Regions from separate parts of the Homo sapiens genome. Here all the other regions are linked to region 3. Evidence: read pairs that join two places in POLR2A ChIA-PET (ENCODE). Cell type or tissue: OCI-LY7. All regions are shown on one strand.

Region 1 (2,500 bases), 66 kb before region 3:
TTGTTTCTATTCTCAAAATGCAGAAGTTTTTTTTCTGCAGTGCATACAAGGACTATCTGTTGATTAAAACAGTTTTTAAAGGATGCTTTCTGCTCTGATTTCTATAACCAGGGCAAAGAGCGTAGCAAAATACCTGTCTTTTTTGTAGCACTGTTAGGTTGGAGATTTAATTCACTCAGCACTTATGTTTTCAATGCCTGCTATGTGCAAGGTGTTCTGCCAGCCCTCATACAATGTACAAAAATGGTTAAGGCCATCAGCGGGAGGAGCTGCAGGCTGTGATAAGCTACAGAAAATGTTTAATAGGAGGAGATGTAAACATGGCTCTAAATAAATTCAAGTATAACAAGTCAAATCCTTTTGGAGGAATCAAGAAAAAGCATCATTAAGGAGGAGTTATTTAAGACAAGCCTTAAAGATGAGTGGGATTTTGACAGGTAGGATTGGAGGAGGAGGTTGTTCTTAAACAAGATGCAAAGGACACACAGGCACGTGGGTACAAGGCTTATTATGTTCAAGAAATAGCAAATAGTCCTATCAGCAGGGATGTAGGATTCTTGTGGTGTAGTAAGGAAAATTGGGGCTGAAAAGTGGATTGTGGTGAAACTGTGGAGAGCTGTGAATGTCACGAGGAAGGATTTAACTTTGTAGAAGGAAGTTAGCATCTTTTGTGCACTTTTTAGCAGCAATTGCTTGATTTCAGCCAAGCATGTCTCTCAATTGTTCCTGTGAATAAGATGGACAGTAATGCTGTTCGATGGATTTATAACTGGATGTATAAATAAACTGGGGCATGTCCAACATCAACATGAAATTGCAAAGGGCACCAAGCTTCCTTCCTTTTGCATATTTTCTAAACATCCCAGGGGTAAGTTTCATGAGGGCAGGGATTTAATCTGATGTGTTCCCTGCTGAGTCCTTAGCTAATGCTGAACAGGAGGCTTTGTGAGGGAGAGAAGCCCTGTTGCTGAAGGAGGAGTTTGATGATCTTTTGCCTGTATCTTCATAGCAGGATACTTGCATTTTAGGGAAGTTAGCAAAATGTTCTCCAGTTCTAAGTTCTGCCATAAATTAACCCTGATTCCCCTGTATTCTGTAGTGTTTGAAGGAAACATGATAACCTAGATGTAAAAGCAACCCCTTTAAAGAGTAGCAGTTAGAACATGACAGTCATCCATATTGGTCAAACTCATGGTCCAGCCGTAGTTCTCAGGCCGTACACTAAGAATTTTGGAAGGAAACAGGCATGCTCTTACACACACCAACTACAGACAGTTAGACCAGCCATTAACATCATTGTAAATGCAAAAAATACGAGTGTGACCTCCAACAGTGAATAAATATCATCCTGCATCCAAGAGATGCAAGGTAAGAGATGAGCTGCAGCCATCCTTGTTTTTCCTTTAAAGTATTTATGGATCTAGCTTGAACTTACACTGTCACCATGAATATTCTACCTCTTAATAGCTCTCTGTGTATATATATATATATATATATATATATAGTTTTGGGGAGTGTATGTTGAGATGCGGTCTCACTATGTTGTCCAACTTGGAGTGCAGTGGCATGATCATAGCTCACTGCATCCTCAAATTCCTGGGCTCAAATGATCATCCCACCTCAGCCTCCCAAGTAGCTGGGACTATAGGCATGCGCCACTACTCCCAGCTAATTTTTTAAAATTTTTTTAGAGACAAGGTCTCTCGATGTTGCCCAGACTGATCTCCAACTCCTGGGCTCAAACAGTCCTCCTGCCTCAGCCTCCCAAGTAACTGGGACTACAGGCGAGATCTGCCACATCCAGCTCAGTATTTTCTTTTATATGATCTCAATTTACTTTCAAACTTCATACGTCTATCTCCTGTTTTGCATGTTTTGAGAGCAGATGAATGTGTCGATGCTCACCCTGATGACGTGGTGACTTTGATTTGATTCCCTATCTGCTTGGATGAATGAATGATCCTTTCATCTCTCCATCTCTGCATTTCTCACCCTCCTTTATGCCTGTCCTGCAGAAGGCCCAGGTTCAACAGCACAGTGATCAATTGAAGGGCATTCTTCTCTTCCGGTCTCCCTAGGAGCAGCAGCACCAGTCCATGGCTGCAGACATAAACAATATGATGTGTTTTTATATAGGTGATTTATAATTTCTCACAAAATACTTACTGATCCTCTCAACAGGTGTTTGTTCCATGATTAGAAGGACATCTACCATTTTGACTCTTTGAGAGCAGTTTCCTGGGCTGGGCGCGATGGCTCACGCCTGTAATCCCAGTACTTTGGGAGGCCAAGGTGGGCAGATCACGAGGTCAAGAGATCAAGACCATCCTGGCCAACATAGTGAAACCCTGTCTTTACTAAAAATACAAAAATTAGCTGGGCGTGGTGGCGCGTGCCTGTAGTCCCAGCTACTCAGGAGGCTGAGGCAGGAGAATTGCTTGAACCCAGGAGGTGGAGGTTGCAGTGAGCCAAGATCACACCACTGCACTCCAGCCTGGTG
Region 2 (2,500 bases), 200 kb after region 3:
CAGTATTCAAAACACAATGCATAGTTGCAGATTTCCTAGAGTGAGCAATTATTGAGTCATTTGAAGATACATAAATCTAAAAATTCAGGTGGCAATGTCCTTATTCCTTTCAATTCACCCTTTTTAAAGCATCCTCAATAAAACTATATTCCCATAACTTTAAACAAGCAAGTCAAATAGAGGTAGTAGCAGAAGTGACAGAAGCAACTTAGATTTAGTGAAAGCTACAATATGCGAAGTATTCTTTAAAGAACTTTATGTGTATTAAATTATAACCTGTCAACCATATTTTAAAATTTGTTCATTTTACTGATATGGAAACAAGACAGGCAAGTTGCCTAAAGACACACAGCTAGTAAGTGGCAGCTGTCAATCCCAGGCCATCAGCCTCCATAACCTATGATCACATGACCTCTCACATAAGGGGAACACAAAACCCCCTTTTGCTTTCATTATGGGTTGAATTGTGTCTCCCCAAAAGATGTCACAGTCCTCACTTCCAGTACCTGTGAATGTGACCTTATTTGGAAACAGAGTTGTGGCAGATGTAATTAGTCAGGATGAAGTCATGAGGGTTGGCCCTAATCCAATATGACTGGTGCCACCTATATAAAGGAAAAATTCAGACACAGGCATGCACACAGGCAGAACCCCACTGAACATGAAAGCAGAGACGAGGTGATGCATCCTCAGGCCAAGGAGCATCAGAGACTGCCGGCAGGCCAGCAGAAGCCAGGACAGGGCTGGAACAGACTCCCTCACAGCCCTCAGAAGGAACCAGCCCTGCCCACACCTTGATACCTCCAGCTTCCAGCCTCCAGAACTGAAAAAAATTAATTTCTGTTGTTTAAGCCACCCAGCTGATGGTACTTTGTTACGGCAACTCCCGGAAACTAATATAAGCCCATCAAACTGCTAAAAGACATTAGCTAGAATCAGCAATGCCAATACATAATCCTGCAGAAGGCATGTGCATAACATAATAATTGCACCTTTGTTGGACTGAAGAGCTAAAGATACAGGACATTAATGCGGCTTCCAACTCACTGGCATGCCCCCAAGTCCTACTTCCTGGCCTTTCAGTAGCTATGTCTTAAAAAAAGAAAAAAGGAAACTAGAAACCCAAAAAACCAAGTGAAGACACATTTCCATGCTACCCGCCAGCTCCTCAGAATGAGCAATGCCACCACTCCCGTCCAGGAGCACACATGTTCCCACACTCACACATCAGCCACAAAGCAGACACTTCCCACTCTCTGCCCCGCAACCCACTGATGATATTCTCCACCCTCCCACAGACAGTGCATGAGTCACAGACAGCAGGTGGCAGCTGGGGACCACTGTCAATGCTTCCCAGTCCTTCTGTGGGCTGCAAGAGGGGGAGAGAGGTGGCCCCACAAATGGACACCAGAGCAAGAGTTTCGTAGAGGGAGGGGAGGAATCTTCAGACCCCAGGATATTAGCATCACCTCCTGGCTGTCACTCACAGCAAATTTCTGGTTGTCTTGATATCAAAAACCTGAAAGACACTGTAAAGGCATTTGGATGAGATTTTCCACCATCTGATGCAGTTGCTTCCGCTAGAGTTTAGGGTTTCGTCATCTGAGGTCTGCTGATCTAAATCTCTCTGCACGTGTGCCTGACACACCAGGGCTCTACACACAAACACACACACCCACACACGCACACACACTGGCTCTTGTCCCTGTAAGAACATAGCCTCCTGAAACAGCCCCAAAGCCTGGCAGTGAGCAATACACCCAGAGAGGTGCGGGGTGGGTCAGGTTTCTGACCCAACCCGAACTGAGTTTTGTGCTTGGGGTTAGCTCTTTTAGAAGTCCCTATCACTAAATCACCTTGGTAATTCCAGATGCCCATCAGGGATTTTGTTTCCTGAGAGTGAAGCCAACTCTGGACTCACAGAAACTGTGGGGAATGGTCCCCAGCCGGGTGGCTACCACGAATGGGAAAGCCACCTTGTCATTGGTTTGAATTGAATTATAAAAACACCTGGGATGCGAACACAGGTTATTCTAAAGAGAAAATCCTATGATATTCACCAAGGGTTGACAGTTTGACAGAGGGATGCCTAAAACTGCAGGCAAAGGAGTAAACATTAAGCCAAAACGGTAGCCCACCAGACGCCCTGCTACTGCCTGTCAGCAGCACCCCACATGGGCCAACTTTCTGTGTGAAACAAGGAAGCCCATTCAGAAGAGAAATAAATGTTTCAGCCAAATTAAGCACAGACACCCACACAAAGAGCTCTATTAGATCATGACAGGCACAGAAGGTCACCTTGCCCCATGACTTGCCTGCACTTAGGCACTGGAACACCCACCTACTGGAACTCTGCTAACAGGGAGGGGGACTCATTACCCGGAGCATCCTCAACTCCCAGTCGGTCACAGTTTAACACTGGCCTCGTCAGCCCTCTTGGTACAGCATTGTCCAATAGACAGGATGGGAGTTTACTAGAGGCATACCTCTGTCTTGACTG
Region 3 (2,500 bases):
ACACCGTCTTAAAAAAAGAAAAAAAAAAAACAGTGCTTAAGCTCTACTTTCATACATTCTGATTTAATTGGTTAAGAATGTGGCCCAGGTTTAAGGTAACACAGGTTATTCTAAGGTGCTACGGGAATGAGAACCACTGACATAGAAACCATGGCAAGCGGCAGAGATCAGGAAAAGAGACAAAATGCTGTAGCAAGAGGACCAGCAATGGGCTTGAAGTTATAAGTTCAGTGTGGTTTTTGTTCCCACTAGTCTCGTGAAGGGTGATGATTGGCAGTGGTGGCCCTGCACCAGTTTTGCCTCAATCTCAGTCTTTTCCTTTGATCAGATCATGTTAAGCTTCTTGAAGACTCTGACAGAGGGTTACTTAAAAAATGCTTTGTGCTCCTAGAAAGAAGGTTCATTTTTTGCCAAAGGTACCTGGTAGAGCTCTTTATTGGAAAGGAGCAGGGAAAAGCAAAGGCTAAATTTTAGTTTTTAAGGTGTGAGGAGAAGCTAATAGCAAAAGATAAAACATGGTCTATATTTGATGGCAGAGCTTTTTAAATCATCTGTGCGTGGTCATTCTTGCTGATGTTGTTTTTATATATAGCTCTAACTGAAAGCCTAGCCCAATTTCTGGCACATAATACACGCAGGGATGGTTGGAGGAGTTAAGCTAAAGGTGACCAAATCTCCTGAGTCACTTTAAAGTGGTGGAGCACTGGACATTTGTCTTTTATTCTGTATTTCCTAGCTTTTTGGCATCACAATGTTTTGGCACTCATTTTGATGGATTCTTCTTGTAAAAATAGCCTTGTTGAAATGACTGTCTTAATTTCTGTTGTAATTAACTACCTTAATTTCTGTTATAACAACTCAGATACTCTTTCAAAGTGGAATCATCCTGACATGGGGTTTATGTCCAATAATCCTAATAATACTGAAAATGTTCACTGTGCAGGCTCTCAACCGTCTCACTGTTTTGTTTTTCAATGGATTTGATGCCTAGTAATACACACAGTCCCATCATTACTCCAAAAGTGATTTCCACTCAACATGACCAGCAATATTACAATACTTTTTTGGGTTATTATCTCAGTGTCTCATCTTAGCCACAGGCCATTGCACTGGGGTCATAGCCTCCAGAGAATAAAGCCAAAAATATTCTTTTAAGCGTAACCTGTTTATCTATTTCAGGTAAGGGATTTTTTTCAAGTTACCAAAAATAGTATTTCATGCTTTGTACTTATTTTTAAAAGGGACTTTCACATCTAATTCTCCTTTGATCCTCCTGACAGTCCTACACAGCAGGCGGGCTAGATGTCATTATGACCATTTGTCATATAGTGAAATTGGGCATGGAGGGGTAAGGAGATGTCATGTGCTCAAGGGACCTTCTGATGAGTGGTGCAGGCAGGCCAGGATGCGGGCCTCAGGGCCCCAGTTCATCTTCCCCCCTCTGTGCTCTCTCCTCTAGCCAGGCTAACTGTTCTTAGCTTAAGGGGAATGACAGAAATTTGAAAATCATTGATGGAAATGCCTGGGAAGAGCTGGGCGTGCGGATCAATAGTATTAAGAGTTGTTCTGCTCAGTTTGCAGAGAGAAAAGGGCATAGTACTGAGGAATAAAAGCAAAACTGCTGTTCAGCCCTCCCAGCAGCCCCTCTTCTGTGGCAGGAATGCCTTCCCATACGCCCAGCATTCTCATTCATCCCATGGGCACAACTCCAGGGGCGAGAGATTATTAATTTGTTTAACATAAAAAATCAAATGAGCCCCTATTATGTGCCAGCTGCTGTACTAAGTACTAAGAACACAGAGATAAATAAGATGTAATTGGTGGTTTTGGAGCATTCATCGTCCAACTGAGAAGATCTTCATGTACGCAGGTATCACCAATGTAATGGATAAGGCCATCGTCAAGATGGGGAACTCCATAGACAGAACTACTACCTCTGCCTGGTAGAATCAGAGGAGGCATCTCAGCTTCCCTAAACTGTGAATGTGCTACTGGGTTGTCCTACTGTGAATAAGGGAGTGAAGGTAAATGAGGCATTGTGGCCAGGCTGTGGTGTGGAGTGAATTCAAGCATTATTCTTAGCGCAATGTCAGGCGGTGGAAGGCTGGTAGCAGAGGAGTAAAACAACCAAGCTATGTCCTCCCCGCCTCCCAACTTCTCCTCTGCCCCTTCTTAGCACTAAAATACTAAGAATTTTGACCAGGACTGGCAGTTAAAGTATTCTCTTTGTTCCATCGCACAGAGATGAAAAAGCTGAGGCTTAGAGAGGAATGCCGTCTCATTCAAGATCTCACACTTGTTAAACAGCAGGCTGACCCAAGCTGGTGACTGGCATGCATCATACTGCCCAAAGCCACTCTGAAGGATAGGGCACCCCTGGGCTTTTATCACACCTGAGATCTGCTGAGTAGCAGGAATTAGGAAATATTAAGAGAGAAATATGAGACTATTAGTCAAAGGTATCATATAATAGAGAAAGGTTTAGTAAAATAAGGGCTCC

The links. ChIA-PET counts read pairs that join two places held together with the same protein. Peaks named below come from ENCODE experiments on the same cell type or tissue, not always from the same donor. Only the 100,000 strongest peaks of a DNase experiment are listed, where the experiment ranks them.
Region 1: POLR2A ChIA-PET joins it to region 3 with 6 read pairs; 3 of 35 experiments call an interaction of 5 or more read pairs at or near these places.
Region 2: POLR2A ChIA-PET joins it to region 3 with 5 read pairs; 1 of 35 experiments calls an interaction of 5 or more read pairs at or near these places.

Annotation. Positions count from the first base shown.
Region 1 is chr6:13,191,882-13,194,381 of GRCh38, forward strand. The region is part of intron 7 of PHACTR1 (phosphatase and actin regulator 1); the gene reads left to right. Among named protein-coding and RNA genes, the nearest start is that of TBC1D7, 140 kb to the right of the region's middle. In OCI-LY7, no CTCF peak of the experiment used is centred here; no DNase peak of the experiment used is centred here.
Region 2 is chr6:13,453,451-13,455,950 of GRCh38, forward strand. All of the region lies in intron 1 of GFOD1 (Gfo/Idh/MocA-like oxidoreductase domain containing 1), which reads right to left. Among named protein-coding and RNA genes, the nearest start is that of GFOD1-AS1, 32 kb to the right of the region's middle. In OCI-LY7, CTCF peaks have their summits at 1,329 (motif pointing right) and 1,529; DNase peaks (open chromatin) are centred at 1,341, 1,621 and 2,411; H3K4me3 peaks cover 1,329 bases; H3K27ac peaks cover 1,483 bases.
Region 3 is chr6:13,258,345-13,260,844 of GRCh38, forward strand. All of the region lies in intron 10 of PHACTR1 (phosphatase and actin regulator 1), which reads left to right. Among named protein-coding and RNA genes, the nearest start is that of TBC1D7, 69 kb to the right of the region's middle. RefSeq lists an enhancer at 1-319. In OCI-LY7, no CTCF peak of the experiment used is centred here; DNase peaks (open chromatin) are centred at 1,287 and 2,012; H3K4me3 peaks cover 1,334 bases; H3K27ac peaks cover 1,069 bases.